2 separate regions of the Homo sapiens genome follow, and region 2 is linked to region 1. A link is an interaction called in ENCODE POLR2A ChIA-PET data of the cell type or tissue named here. Cell type or tissue: PC-9. All regions are shown on one strand. Links, peaks and the distances in the headings refer to the core of each region. The heading gives the core; the rest is flanking DNA. Region 1 has its middle 800 kb from the start of OTOL1. Region 2 has its middle 580 kb from the start of LINC01192.

The links. Peaks named below come from ENCODE experiments on the same cell type or tissue, not always from the same donor. Only the 100,000 strongest peaks of a DNase experiment are listed, where the experiment ranks them.
Region 2: POLR2A ChIA-PET joins it to region 1 with 11 read pairs; 2 of 35 experiments call an interaction of 5 or more read pairs at or near these places.

What each region holds. Positions count from the first base shown.
Region 1 is chr3:162,293,184-162,298,183 of GRCh38, forward strand. No RefSeq gene overlaps it. Among named protein-coding and RNA genes, the nearest start is that of OTOL1, 800 kb to the left of the region's middle. RefSeq lists an enhancer at 1,586-2,785. In PC-9, for the core only: no CTCF peak of the experiment used is centred there; a DNase peak (open chromatin) is centred at 2,368; H3K27ac peaks cover 1,844 bases.
Region 2 is chr3:162,714,727-162,725,818 of GRCh38, forward strand. No RefSeq gene overlaps it. Among named protein-coding and RNA genes, the nearest start is that of LINC01192, 580 kb to the right of the region's middle. RefSeq lists an enhancer at 7,873-8,834. In PC-9, for the core only: no CTCF peak of the experiment used is centred there; a DNase peak (open chromatin) is centred at 5,175.

The DNA of each region.
Region 1 (5,000 bases), core at 1-5,000:
TTCTAGGTATGGAATAATATTTTCCACGTAGAAAAATAGTTTGATTTCTTGTTTTCCAATTAGGAAGCCTTTCATTTCTTTCTCTTGCCTGATTGCTCTGGCTAGCCCTTTCAATACTATGTTGAATATGAGGGGTGAGAGTGGGCCTCCTTGGTTTGTTTCAGTTCAACGGGAATACTTCCACTGCTTTCCCATTTGGTATGATGTTGGCTGTGGGTTCGTCACAGATGGCTCTTATTATTTTGAGGTATGTTCTTTCAATGTCTAGTTTCTTGAGGGTTTTTATCATGAAGTGGTATTGGATTTTATCAAAAGCTTTTTCTACATCTATTGAGATGATCATGTAATTTTTTGTTTTAATTCTGTTTATGTGGTGAATCACATTTATTGATTTGTGTATTTTGAGTCAACCTGTCATCCTAGGAATTAAGCCTACTTGATTATGGTGAATTAACATTTTGATGATCTGTTGGATTCAGTTTGATAGTATTCTGTTAAGCATTTTTGCTGCTATGTTCATAAGATATATTGGTATGTAGTTTTCTTTTTTCCTTGTGTCTTTGCCAGCTTGCAGTATCAGGATCACGCTGCCTTCATAGAATGAGTTAGGGAGGAGTTTGTTCTCCTCTATTTTTTGGGAGACATTCAAGGGTATTGGTATTAGATCTTCTTTTTATATCTGGTAGAATTTAAGCATCCAAGTTTTTTACTGGGACAGCCATGTAGGCACTTTGGTTATCATGCACCAAAATTCTAGACTCCCAGAAGGAGATTAAGTGTTGCATAAATCATGCCATTTTTATAAAAAGTTTATTCACAGTGATACACTCTCATCAATTAGAGAAAGTTTTATATCAGTGTCGTTAACTTTACCAGTCCAGTTCTCAGATGGAAACCAAGGGCCAACTTTGAAGCAGACTTTTTCAATGATAGTTTCTCAGGCCTGCTGTGTTAGCTTTTTTCTGCACACAGGTTCTGTCTCTTCCAAGCTTGCAACTTCATTAATTTATTTTCTGTTATGTTGGAATATATGGATTTGTCCTCAATTATTTTTTTTCTTATTACTATCATCACCGTTTCTATTATTTCTAAAAGATAACATTTAGTTACAGGGTGTATTTTGGGTAATTAAAATCTTCTAGAATTAGTGGTGAGAGCTGTACAACTTTGTGACTATACTACAAATGACTGAATGTTACACCTTAAGAGGTCATTTTTAAGGTATATCAATTATATCTTAAAGAAAATTTAATGTATTTTTTCAGATCTATTTGAAAGTTTTCTTTTTTTTTAAAGATATTTGTTTAAATAGTGCTTTTCTCATAACAATATCATTCCCTTGGCTCCAAGCTAAATACAATTTTCCAGATTAAAATTTTTCATGGAGAGGGGCATTCATAAAATCTTCACAGTAGTGGTATGGTGGTAACTTTTTGTGGATTGTATTTTATACTGTGCAAATGAAGTTTATGTATATTATTTAACTTTATCCCTCACAACAATTCTTTTTGCTCATTAGGCAATTGGATAATCAAAAATATAATATTTGTATTTATTAATGCTATAATTTGTTCAAAGGACATGACTAGAAGTTTGTCATTTAAAGAGATTTGTCATTTAGAAGACCTTAGTGCAAAGTCTTCTAAGTATGATGTCAGGAGATATCTCAAGCTCTGCACAGATTTGTATGAATCGCTTTGAAAAAGATTAGAACTTTTCCAGGTAGGTACAAAGAACAGATTACCCAGTCTCCTGAAAATGACACAATGCATTCTCTCATTTAAGGTTTTAATTGCATACTGAACTGTCTTCATACTTACTAGTAGCTCAAAATAATAACCATTTTATATTTTTCTGTATATTTTGTGGGCAAGGAAATTGGGATAAGTCCAAATGGATTATAGTTCTTCCCCATGTAGCATGGCAGATATAATTTGGTGCTATTCAGCTAACAACTGAGCTCATCTAGTGGGTCCCTGCCAGTTTCGCTCAAATGCCTGGTATCTTGTTGGGGATAGAAGAAATGTGTGCCACAGATTACTCTATCATGGTAGAAAGACATTTTAAATGGTGGCTCAAAGCTCCAAAAGACCAAAGCAGAATCTGTTGTTACCCTAAAAGGCAGGGCCACGAGCTTCACAGCAGTAGTTTACTTATTATACTCTGCTATTGAAGGCAGTTACCAGCCAGCCTAGACTCAAGAACAGCCACCACCTTTCAATGCAAGAAGTGTCAAAAAAATGCGTGGTCATGTTAAATCCACATAATTTCTCGCAGATGATTTTGTGATTTTATGCTTGCTTTTATGGTGCGGACCCGATGACTAGCTCTTCAGACCTTCAGCAGTAGCCTGTGACTTGATAACCTAGGAATTTGCTTGCATATCTTAGGTGAGTAACAGGATAAGACAACATAAAATTGGCCAGGAAATCCCCTGGGTAATTGCTAAAATAAACCTTTTAAACCTCTCACTTCTGCCCTTCGTTATTAAACACAAACATTTCTTATGAGGCATTCATACGAACCCATCAGTGAAAATTTAGAATGAACAATTCAGTACATTCTGCCTGGTAGCTAGGCTAAATAATTAAAGGTTTATCAAAGATAAGGTCAGACATACTTACTGCTTCAAAAAGCTGTCCCCTTCCTAGTGAATGCAGGATTAGTTTAGCACACTGACCTCTTTGGAGCCCCAGAATACATGAAGCAAAGCTTTAATATATTTTAAAGGTGTGAGAAAAGTGGAGGGCAGAGATTTCAAATCCATGAAAATGAAAATTCCAGGCAAAAACAAAAACAGTAGGATTTAAGTTTTATGGTGTCTGGGGCAGGCATTTGTATAGAAAATTGTTCTGAAAGAGCAGCATGAGAAAGGAAGACAAACTTCATTTACTTTACACTTTTAACTAGGACATTCTCCAGCTAAAGAGTTGAAAGAAAACACCATGACTTAGTTTAAATATTTCCATGCTCCAATTTTTACACTTAATAAATGGGAATATGTTTAATTCTGCCTTACGTTAGGAGTCTCAAACACTTTGGCATCGGTGAATATTGTTTAATTATTGATGTAACTGGTCTTTGACTATAAAATACTCTATGTGTTATTAAAATATTCCCAATATTGATTTGCTATGTAATTTATTTAATACTTATTGAACACTTACTTAGAGCAAGGCCTTGGAAAATTAAGTTTTAAAAAGCTTGAAGTTAGAAATTTAGAATGAATATAAGTTAGTGAAATAAATCAGTATCATTTTTTGTCCTTATCTTTCTTTTCATTTTTGGAACAGAATTAGACTTTTGTTGTTGTTGTTTTTATAAAGAGTGTTTTGACCTTCTTCAAAAAGTTTCCAATCCATTAGAGAGATCCAGACTTCATGGCGGATACCTGGGACTATGAAATGTGCACTTGCCCAAGGTGACAGAATACTGTCATGCAGTGTTTGTTGGCTTTTAAAAATAAACATTGTCATGTCCGAACAAGTGAAAAAAATAGCTACCCCTGCTGTACTTCCAGCTTCTTCTCTGTTTGCTGTCCAGAAGCTCTCTGCCTGAGGTTGAAACACTGAATGGTTCTCACATACGTCTAAATGCATTCCTTGCTGTGAAGCAGGATGGAAACTGGATGTTTCTTATGGTCTAAATTTCCTTGCAATATTATGAACTTTTCTTTTCCTCCCAAAGGGCAAGATAAACAAAGTAAACAAAGAAATAAGGCACATCTTTTAGCATGCTCTGTATTGTAGACTTTAGTTTCTACCTCCTTCACTATGACTCTTAAGAATCTGTGACAATAGTCTTTCTTGAAAAGTTTTCTTGATATTCCAATCCAAGTTTTATTCACTCAGATTCTATTACAGTATTCGACTTCATGTTTCATGTACCACTCATAACAATATATTTATCTCCTCTATGTTCCAAATTCTTGGAGGCCACTGAGTTATTTCATTTCAAAGTTTAGTTGTTGGTTATCCAGAAGACAGAGACACAGAGATAAGGTTCTCCAAAGAACCTTACTGCACATTTGAGAACCATAGTTTCTAGGCTCAAATATCTCATTTGAGAACCACAGTTTCTGAGCTAAAAATATAAACACCTTCATAAAATAATCCAAAAATCTCTTCAAACACAAGATTCATTACACACACACACACAGAGAGAGAGGGAGACAGAGAGAGAGAAATAATGAAGCGTTAAAATTGTTAAAATCTCTCAATATGTGTAAAATCTAACATCCGTTTAATACAATGATGAATAATTGATGCCACAAAAGATAAGGCTGAGGTTATTAAATGTCTAAAAAGTCTATAGATTATCTAGGTTCATTTGCATGATTTCTAGTCCAAAAGAAAGGTAGGGTATATGTAACTAATTGTAAATCTTGAAAGTATAAATAATTTGCATTTAATTATTAATGTAACTGATCCTTGGCTATTCAGTGTTGCTCTACACTGTTGCATCAAGAAAATTTCGAGGATATGAAGAGAAGAGATGGGAAAAACAGCAAGTTCTAATGGGAAAAGTACTGTAGGATAAAAGTAGTACTGCTTCTCTCTGAACCCACTTTCCCTGTTCTCCTGAGCTACCCACATTTACAACAGTCAAGTTTCCAGGAGTGTCACAAAGTTCCAGTTCTATTTCAGGCATGTGTTAATATAAAAGAAATAGCTCTTTACAAGATCATGATCTTGTAAACCGTAGGTCACTATGGTTTCTGGAAACTGCAGACTCTCTATCAACTGCAGTTAATACTGTTTATCAAGGAACCCAATCTAATATGAAACAAGAGGGGCTAGAAATTAGTTACAGACTCCCAGAGACAGAATCAGACAAAGTTAACAATATCCATCTGAGTTTCAGAATTACAAAAAGTTGGAAAATTTGTAGGTAGTCAAAAGATTCAAGGGTTAGGATGTCCAAAATTTATTCACTGATTTAAAATAATTCTACAAATATTTATTTTGCTAGTCACTGTGCTAACTAAGCACTAAGGATAA
Region 2 (11,092 bases), core at 2,505-7,504, 420 kb after region 1:
TTCCTCCTAAGCCATGTCCCATCTGTGCAGGACCCCACTGAAAATCGAACTGTTCAACTTACCTGGCAGTCACTTCCAGTGCCCCTGGAACTCTGGCCCAAGGCTTTCTGACTCCTTCCCAGATCTTCTTGGCTCAGCAGCTGAAGACCGACACTGCCCAATTGCCTTGGAAGCTTCCTGGACCATCACAGATGCTTTAAGGTAATTCTTACAGTAGAAGGTAAGTCTGTCCCCTTCTTAATCAATATGAAGGCTACCCACTCCACATTACCTTCTTTTCAAGGGCCTGTTTCCTTTGCCTCCATAACTGTTGTGGGTATTGACGGCCAGGCTTCTAAACATCTTAAAACTCCCCAACTCTAGTGCCAACTTAGACAACATTCTTTTATGCACTCTTTTTTAGTTATCCCCACCTGTCTAGTTCCATTATTAGGCCAAGACATTTTAACTAAATTATCTGCTTCACTGTTCCTGAACTGCAGCCACACGTCATTGCCGCCCTTTTCCCCAGTTCAAAGCCTCCTTTGCATCCTCCTCTCATATCCCCCAACCTTAACCCACAAGTATAGGATACCTCTACTCCCTCCTTGGCAACCGATCATGCACCCCCTTACCATCTCATTAAAACCTAATCACCCTTACTCCACTCAACGCCAATATCCCATCCTGCAGCACGCATTAAAAGGATTAAAGCCTGTTATCACTCACCTGCTACAGCAAGGCCTTTGAAGCCTATAAACTCTCCTTACAATTCCATTTCACCTGTCCTAAAACCAGACAAGGCTTACAGGTTACTTCAGGATCTGCACATTATCAACCAAATTGTTTTGCCTCTCCACCCTGTGGTGCCAAACCCATATACTCTCCTATCCTCAATACCTCCCTCTACAACCCATTATTCTGTTCTGGCTCTCAAACATGCTTTCTTTACTATTCCTTTGCACCTTTCATCCTAACCTCTCTTCCTCTCACTTGGAGTGACCCTGATACCCATTAGGCTCAGCAAATTACCTGGGCTGTACTGCTGCAAGGCTTCACAGACAGCTCCCATTACTTCAGTCAAGCCCAAATTTCTTCCTCATCTGTTACCTATCTCAGCATAATTCTCATGAAAACAGACCTGCTCTCTCTGCTGATCATGTCCAACTGATCTCTCAAACCCCAACACCTTCTACAAAACAACAATTCCTTTCCTTCCTAGGCATGCTTAGGTACTTTCGACTTTAGATACCTGGTTTTGCCATCCTAACAAAACCATTATATAAACTCACAAAAGGAAACTTAGCTGACCCCATAGATCCTAAATCCTTTCCCCACTCCTCTTTCCATTCCTTGAAGACAGCTTTAGAGACTGCCCCCGCCCTAGCTCTCCCTGACTCATCCCAACCCTTTTGATTACCCACAGCCGAAGTGCAGGTCTGTGCGGTTGGAATTCTTACACAAGAACCAGGACCGTGCGCTGTAGCCTTTTTATCCAAACTTGACCTCACTGTTTTAGCCTAGCCCTCATGTCTGCATGCAGTGGCTGCCACTGCCTTAATACTTTTAGAGGCCCTCTAAATCACAAACTATGCTCAACTCACTCTCTACAGTTCTCATAACTTCCAAACTCTATTTTCTTCCTCACACCTGACACATATACTTTCTGATCTCTAGCTCCTTCAGCTGTACTCTTTGTTGAGTCTCCTACAATTACCATTGTTCCTGGCCTGGACCTCAATCCGGCCTCCCACATTATTCCTGATACCACACCTGGCCCCCATGACTGCATCTCTCTGATCCACCTGACATTCACCCCATTTCCCCCTATTTCCTTCTTTCCTGTTCCTCACTGTGATCACACTTGGTTTATTGATGGCAGTTCCACCAGGCCTAATCACCACACTCCAGCAAAGGCAGGCTATGCTATAGTACAAGCCACTAGCCCACCTCTTAGAAGCTCTCATTTCCTTTCCATCGTGGAAATCTATCCTTAAGGAAATAATTTCTCTGTGTTCCATCTGCTATTCTACTACTCCTTAGGGATTATTCAGGCCCCCTACCTTCCCTACACATCAAGCTCTGGGATTTGCCCCTGCCCAGGACTGGCAAATTGGCTTTACTCAACATGCCCTGAGTCAGGAAACTAAAATACCTCTTGGTCTAAGTAGACACTTTAACTGGATAGGTAGAGGACTTTCCCACAGGGTCTAAGATGGCCACGGTCATTTCTTCCCTTCTGTCAGACATAATTCCTCGATTTGGCCTTCCCACCTCTATACAGACGTATAATGGACCGGCCTTTATTAGTCAAATCACCCAAGCAGTTTCTCAGACTCTTAGTATTCAGTGAACTAATGGTCTTTTAAAAACACACCTCACCAAGCTCAGCCGTCAACTTAAAAAGGACTGGATAATACTTTTACCACTTGCCCTTCTCAGAATTCAAGCTTGTTCTCGGAATGCTACAAGGTACAGCCCATTTGAGCTCCTGTATAGACACTCCTTTTTATTAGGCCCCAGTCTCATTCCAGACACCAGACCAACTTAGACTGCGCCCCGCCCCCCACAAAAAAAAACTACTTGTCATCCCTGCTATATTCTGTCTAGTCATACTCCTATTCACCATTCTCAACTACTCATAAATGCCCTGCTCTTGTTTACACTGCCGGTTTACACTGTTTCTCCAAGCCATCACAGCTGATATCTCCTGATGCTATCCCCAAACCGCCACTCTTAACTCCCTCTTAAAGTAATTAAGTAATCTTTCCTGGCAGGGCTATGCTGAAACTCCTTAGGCACTCTCTAGTTAGATGTCCTAGGTCCTCCCAATTCTTAGTCCTTTAATACCTGTTTTTCTCCTTGTCTTATTCCGTTCTTTTTTCAATTCATACAAAACCATATCCAGGCCATCACCAATAATTCTACACCACAAATGTTTCTTCTAACAACCCCACAATATCACCCCTTACCACAAAATCTTCCTTCAGCTTAATCTCTTCCACTCTAGGTTCCCTTGCCACCCCTAATCCCGCTCGAAGCAGCCCTGAGAAACATCACCCGTTGTCTCTCCATACCACCCCCAAAAATTTTCTCCCCAACACTTCAACACTATTATGTTTTATTTTTCTTATTAATATAAGAAGACAGGAATGTCAGGCCTCTGAGCCCAAGCTAAGCCATCATATCCCCTGTGACCTGCATGTATACATCCAGATGGCCTGAAGTAAGTGAAGAATCACAAAAGAAGTGATATTTAAATGGCCTGTTCCTGCCTTAACTGATGACATTACTTTGTGAAATTCCTTCTCCTGGCTCATCCTGGCTCAAAAAGCTCCCCCACTGAGCACCCTGTGACCCACCCCCCCACTCCTGCCGGCCAGAGAACAATCCCCCTTTTTCCTTTACCTACCCAAATCTTATAAAACGGCCCCACCCCATCTCCCTTTGCTGACTCTCTTTTCGACTCAGCCCACCTGCACACAGGTGAAATAAACAGCCTTGTTGCTCACACAAAGCCTGTTTGGTGGTCTCTTCACATGGACACGAGTGAAAGTAACTATTTTGTTAAACATATTGGTCTCAATATGCAAGTCATAGGGCAAATTTTTCTTTTTCCATTCCCTTCAAACATACTCATTAGCTTGGTTCTGTGTGCTTCTGGGACAAAATCACCAATAGGTCTTCAGGTATTTCCAAGGCTCAAAATTTCTTTTATTGAGATGAAATTCCGAGTTACCGTGATAATCACGACTCTCAACTTCAACAAAATTAAAGCTTTCTTTCTTCTCCCACTGAATGCTGCTTCAAGATTGGAGGTCTGCACTTGCTAAGAAAAAAAAGTCAGTTTGTCTCCTTATTTTGCCAACTCCCTCCTTAAGCCCTAGCTTCATTTTCTGAGCCCATAACACTCATTAAGAGTTTATTAAGAGTGCAGGTAATTTGGGGTAAGAGATGCAGCCTAATTCTATTTTGATCTGATATTGGCCCTCTTTCAAATTGGCAGATATTGAATGCTGACTTTTCTATTGAGGGATTTTCTCTGTTTCTCAGAGGATCCCTCCCCCATCCCCCAGGCAGTTCCACCTGCAGCTTGCTTGTTGATGTCTCCTCCAGCTGACTTTTTATGATTCCTTTTCCCAGAACTCAGCCTTGGCTTAACAGGAAACTCAACGTAGGTTTCTCAGTCCTAGTTCAATTGGGTGAGGTCCCCTGAGAACCGGCATATTCTCTTGTGGTTGTGCATCTGGTCCAAAGAAAACATGACACTTTGCCCTCCTCTCAGTTCTGTGAATTCATGAAAATAATAATATTCTTTTATCTTTATAACTCTCAGGTGTGTTTAAAACTCACTTCTGTGGCTTTCAATATCTAGAGATATATAAAAAGTTTTGTTAATTGTTCCTCACCAAAGTCTTCTCAGTTGGTGTAAGGATGAAAAGAACACAGCATTCCAGCACTTTTGCTAATGAAATTCTGTTTGCCTTTTTTAGCTGAATCCTCAATTAAATAACCACTACATCCATATCCTCAAAATAAATAATGAACTAAGAGTTCAAAATGTTTTGTATGGTCCTTCTTTGCAATTTCCTTATACATCTTCTAGCATATTCCATTGGCATATACATGTTCTTGGTCTTACAGACTCAACCAGTGAGAATCATGCCATTTTAATCAGTTGTTGACTCCTTCAAATGATGGTCACACAGTAAAGCAGCAGCAGCACCACCGAAGAATATGCTTCCACTATCACCACATTTGCTATGTTCTGAGCCTCATAAATCCAAGCAAGGACTCTTTGATGCCATTTTCAGAGGAGGATATTATTACGGATTGAATGCTTGTGTCCCCCCAAACTCATATATTGAGGTCCTAGTGCCTAATATGATAGTATTTGAAGATGGAGCCTTTTGGGGGTAATTCGGGTTAGATGAGATTATGTGTGTGGCCCTCATAATATGATTAGTGTCATAAGATGAGTAAGAGAGAAAAAGCCATGTGAAAATACAGCTAGAGGATGGCTCTCCACAAGCCAGGAGGAGAACTCTCACCAGGAACTGAATGAGCTGATGCCTTAATCTTGGACTTCCAACCCTCCAGGACTGTGAGAAATAAATTTCTGTTATTTGAGCCACCTAGTATATGGCATTTTATTTGGTCAGCCTGAGCTGACTAAGATACCATGACTTATAAATCTTGGGAACTTGCCAAAAATGTCACAGCTTAGAGGTTGAGTCAGGATTCAAACCTACTAGGGCAGTTTAAATGCAGTCTCCTGCTTTTTTGATATTGCCCTCTGTTTTCTCCTGTTGCTTTGAACTGCTTGGATGAGGTTTTGTGTTAATGTTAACAATTTTTCTGTTTTTTTTATATTGTATCCACTCTTTCATTAAATACTTCCCAGTATCTCTAGATTGGGCTGAGACTTACTCCCATTGCCTACCCCAGCAGTACCCCTGTTCATCTTTTTGATTTGAATTTATATACTGTTTTAGACAGCAAATATGTGCACATGCACTGTGTATATTGTATGCATATATGTGCTATGTATTTTTATTTATAATATGTTAAAGTAATGTCTACTGCCATGTTTTATTAATTACTAACATCTAGAGCCTGAAAATTGATGTCTATTCCTCTGCAGGTAATTACATATTTGAAACCCTTCTATGAGCCACATGTACAGACCTGAATATACAGTCTTATTTTTATTAACATGGTTTTTCAGATATCTTCAAGGATTCAAGCTGTTTTGGGGTAATTCATGTTCATGTTAAATGATGATTGATAAAGCTATGTAATGATTAACATTTTTGATAAATACATCAAATCAACAAAACAAAAGCCAGAAATATAATAAGATGGAGGATATAATGCTGTAAATCCTAGCAGGCCCTCTCTACTATTTTCCAGGTTTAGGAAGTCTTCTTTTTACAGAAGTGAATAAATTGGAGTAGCTCCAGCCCACTGTTAGCATTATGCTTAGCGACCCTGCACAGAAAATCTGTTCAAATTCCCTGAATCCAATTAAGTTGCTGACATAGTTTCTTATCTGATTACAAACAGCTTAAATTGCTGTTAAATGATTTCAATAATCCACATATAACTTGAAATCAGTTAAGTATTTTTATATTTTTTTCTTCAAAGATGAAATTTACTTGGCATTTATTCAAGTATACAAGGAAGAGCAACAGAAAAGTTGAAAGGGATTAGATGTAATGATCACAAAACTTATTATAATTAAAATATTCCTGTGAAGATCCTGGTGGGATGTTAAACTTCAGAATGTGTAATATATTTCCGTTTGCCTTTGATCATTCATGTGTTTAACTTACTGAGAAGTAAAAAAAAAAAAAGAAAATACATTTTTTTCTGAACACCTAAGTTTACTTATTCAAATGAATTACATTTGAAAAAGAAAATTGATAGAAATCTACTCTATAAAAATGAGTTGAAATAAATCACTTAAATTTATTTCCAGTTCAAGAATTATTTTTAGATATGACTTTTTAATTTCTTTCAAAAACTAGAAAGCACTCTTGAAACCTGATTGATATTTTTTGGAAAGAAAACTAAAAAGACAAGAGGTTGTACGAATGTAAGGCATAGTCTCAGTTTCCTGACCAAATGTTGTTCAAGAGAAAAGCTAGAAATCAGATACTGAGGTCACAAATGTTTTCAGCATTTCTAACTGTATATTTGATGTCCTATAACCTAGACCACACATTTTTAACTGCTAAAACTTAGGCAATTTTTATTACGGGATAATACTGACAGGATAAAAAGCAGTTTGAACAGCAAGCTGTCATTAGCAACAATGGAAAAACCACATCAGAAACCTGACCTAGTGTATATATGATATCCTCCTGTGTGTTAAAACTTTAAAACAGTGTTTATTGCCCTAAGAATAAGGAGGGGGTAGAAGGACATGCTGTTGTTGTTTCATATTTTTACTCCATTAGCAAGTGACATTATTCAAGCCTCATTATTGCTCCTAATGAAGCAATACAACAAAGCTAAACTTCAAGACAGTTTAAAATATTTGAGTGAGTTCCCGCAGTGCATTGAACTTGGTGAGAAAGCTTTTGCAAAAAGTGCAAAACCAGAGAACAGTCTTTCAAGTATCTTAATTTCCATGATAAACAGAGACACTTCTAGTTCAATATTTGGCTAAAACTGGTAGTGATATAAATAACACAAGAGCTATTTGCAAGGCCATTTATTTTTCTTGTTGCTTCTGCTAATAGCACTTTTGTGATAGGGTTTGTGGACAAGGCAACAGACAACAAAACTACTTCCTTGAAATCTACATGTCACCAGGAAGGTATGCTTGTCAAGGAAAACAATGATGAAGACATTGATGCAAAATATACAAGTTTAGAGTACTGTTAAGCTGCTCTGGTTGTAATTCCTCACTGTATAAACTTTCCATGAGGCAGCAAAAGGTACAGAGGCCTCATTTTTATACAGTCCCATTACCATATGTAAAAAAGACAATAGTAATGTTCTAAAATGTAACTTAAATTTTAAAAAAAGCCTCCTGTTATCAGCCTTCAAAGTACAACGAAGTTAAGTTGAATGAAATTATCTCCGAAATACGTAATATTAAAGTTAAGATATTCACATATTAAATGGGTAATTAATAAGACAAAAAGTGAAAAACTAATCTAAGCCACAGAATAGTTACATAAATAGGTGATAAAGTTGAAAGTTGTAGAAATTTAATAAAAGAAACAGAGAGCTGAAAACCAGAAAGGTAGAGTAAAGGAATATATAAAAAAGATCATAACCATGCCATTAAGGCATAAATATTCTATTGATTAATGCAAGTCAGCAGAATAAATGAAAATTTATGGATTGACTACATTTCAGATTGAAGTTACAGTGAGATGTGACTACATCCTTGGACTCCAAATTTCCATTTGCAATGTACATATATTTTTCATGTAAAAGAAAATTTAAAATAAAAAGTATTATTTGGAAATTTATTCCAAAAATTTATTCTTGGTATTTGAGAAAATTTTTGATAAAGAGAAGGAATAACAGGCAAAAACACAAACAAAAACAAAAAGTGTTAGTCTTTTTAGAGACACTAACACTACATTGTTTCCTTCATACGTGTCCGTGTGAAGAGACCACCAAACAGGCTTTGTGTGAGCAATAAAGCTTTTAATCACCTGGGTGCAGGCAGGCTGAGTCCGAAAAGAGAGTCAGCAAAGAGAGTCAGCAAAGAGAGTCAGCAAAGACAGACAGGGGTGGGGCCGTTTTATAAGATTTGGGTAGGTAAAGGAAAATTACAGTCAAAGGGGGGTTGTTCTCTGTCGAGCAGGAGTAGGGGTCACAAGGTGCTCAGTAGGGGAGGTTTTGAGCCAGGATGAGCCAGGAGAAGGAATTTCACAAGACAATGTCATCAGTTAAGGCAGGAACAGGCCATTTTCACTTCTTTTGTGGTGGAATGTCATCAGTTAAGGCAGGAACTGGCCATCTGAATGTGTACGTGCAGGTCACAGGGGATATGATGGCTTAGCTTGGGCTCAGAGGCCTGACATTCCTGTCTTCTTATATTAATAAGAAAAACAAAACGAAATAGTGGTAAAGTGTTGGGATGGCAAAAATTTTGGGGGATGCTATGGAGAGATAATGGGCGATGTTTCTCAGGGCTGCTTCAAGCAGGATTAGGGGTGGCATGGGAACCTAGAGTGGAAGAGATTAAACTGAAGGAAGATTCTGTGGTAAGGGGTGATATTGTGGGACTGTTAGAAGATATGGTTTTGTATGAACTGAAAAACTAAACGGAATAAGGAGAAAAACAGGTATTAAAGATCTAAGAATTGGGAGGACCCAGGACATCTAATTAGAGAGTGCCTAAGGAGATTCAGCATAGTCCTGCCAGCAAAGATGATTTAAGAGTGGCAGTTTGGGGATAGCACCAGGAGATATCAGCTGTGATGGGTTGGAGAAACAGTGTAAACTGGCAGTGTAAGCAAGAGCAGGGCATATATGAGTAGTTGAGAACAGTGAATAGGAGTATGACTAGACAGAAGATAGTAGGGATGACAAGTTTTTTGGGGCACAGTCCAAGTTGGTCTGGTGTCTGGAATGAGACTGGGGCTTAATAAAAAAGAGTGTCTATACAGGAGCTTAAATGGGCTGTACCTTGTAGCATTCCAAGGACAGGTCAGAATTCTGAGAAGGGAAGGTGGTAAAAGGCTAAACCGAGGAATTATGTCTGACAGAAGGGAAGAAATGACTGTGGTGGCCTTCTCAGACCTTGTAGGAAAGACCTCTACTTATCCAGTGAAAATGTCTACTTAGACTAAGAGGTATTTTTGTTTTCTGACTCGGTGCATGTTGAGTAAAGCTAATTTGCCAGTCCTGGGCAAATGGTAATTGTGGGACTTAACAAAGAGTGAGTACAGCTGAAGGAGCTGGGGATCAGAAAGTATATGTATCAGGTGTGAGGAAGAAAATAGCTTTTGGAAGTTATGAGAGCTGTAGAGAGTGAGTTGAGCATAGTTTGTGATTTTGAGGGCCTGTAAAAGTATTAAAGCAGCGGCAGCCACTGCACGCAGATATGAGGGCTAGGCTAAAACAGTAAGGTCAAGTTGTTTGGACAGAAAGGCTACAGGACACAATCCTGGTCCTTGTGTTAGAATGCACAGCTCTGCACTTCAGCTGTGTGTAATGAAAAGGGTTGGGATGAGTCAGGGAGAGCTAGGGCGGGGGCAGTCTCTAAAGCTGTCTTCAAGGAATGCAAAGAGGAGTGGGGAAAGGATTTAGGATCTATGGGGTCAGCTAGGTTTCCTTTCGTGAGTTTATATAATGGTTTTGTTAGGATGGCAAAACCAGGTATCCAAAGGCGAAAGTATCCAACCATGCCCAGGAAGGAAAGGAGTTGTTTTTTTGTAGAAGGGGTTGGGGTTTGAGAGCACTTGTGTTTTTATGTAGAATTATGCTGAGGTAGGTAATGGATGGAGAAGAAATTTGAGCTTTGGAGGGGGATACCTGATATCCTTTGGAGAATAAATGCTGAAGGAGCAGAAGTATGTCTTGTTGAGAAGATTCAAAGGAGGGGCTACAAAGAAGAAGGTCATCAATATATTGAATAAGGTGAGAAGCAGAGGGGTGGAAAGAAAGTAAATCACGAGAAACAGCTTGGCTGAAGTAATGAGGGCTGTCCATGAAACCTTGCAGCAGCACAGCCCAGGTAAGCTGCTGGGACTGATGGGTGTCATGGTCAGTCTGAAAGCAAAGAGAGGCTGGGATGAGGGGTGCAGTGGAATTGTGAAAAAAGCATCTTTAAGATCAAGAATGGAATAGTGAGTTGTGGAGGGAGGTATTGAGAACAAAAGAATGTACAGGTTGGGCACCACAGGGTTGATAGGCAAAACAATTTGGTTGATAAGGCGCATATCCTGAACTAATCTGTAAGACTTGTCCGGTTTTTGGACAGGTAAAATGGGGGAACTGTAAGGAGAGTTTATAGGTTTTAGAAGCCCATGCTGTAACAGGTGAGTGATAACAGGCTTTAATCCTTTTAAAGCGTGCTGTGGGATGGGATATTGGCGTTGAGCAGGGTAAGGGTGATTAGGTTTTAATGGGATGGTAATGGGCATGTGATCTGTTGCCAGGGAAGGAGTAGAGATGTCCCATACTTGTGGGTTAAGATGGGGGGATATGAGAGGAAGACGCAAAGGAGGCTTTGGATTGGGAAGAAGTGCGGCAATGAGATGTGGCTGTAGTCCAGGAATAGTCAGGGAAGCAGATAATTTAGTTAAAGTGTCTCAGCCTAATAAGGAAACTGGACAGGTGGGGATAACTAAAAAGGAGTGCTTAAAAGAGTATTGTCTAAGTTGGCACCAGAGTTGGGGAGTTTTAAGAGGTTTAGAAGCCTGGCCTTCAATACCCACAACAGTTATGGAGGCAAGAGAGACAGGCTGTTGAAAAGAAGGTAATGTGGAGTGGGTAGCCTTCGTATTGATTAAGAAGGGGATGGACTTACCCTTCACTGTGAGAGTTACCTAAAGCTCGGTGTCGGTGTTGGTCTAGGAGCTTCCGAGACGATTGGGCAGTGTCAGTCTTCAGCCGCTAAGCTGAGAAGATCTGGGAAGGA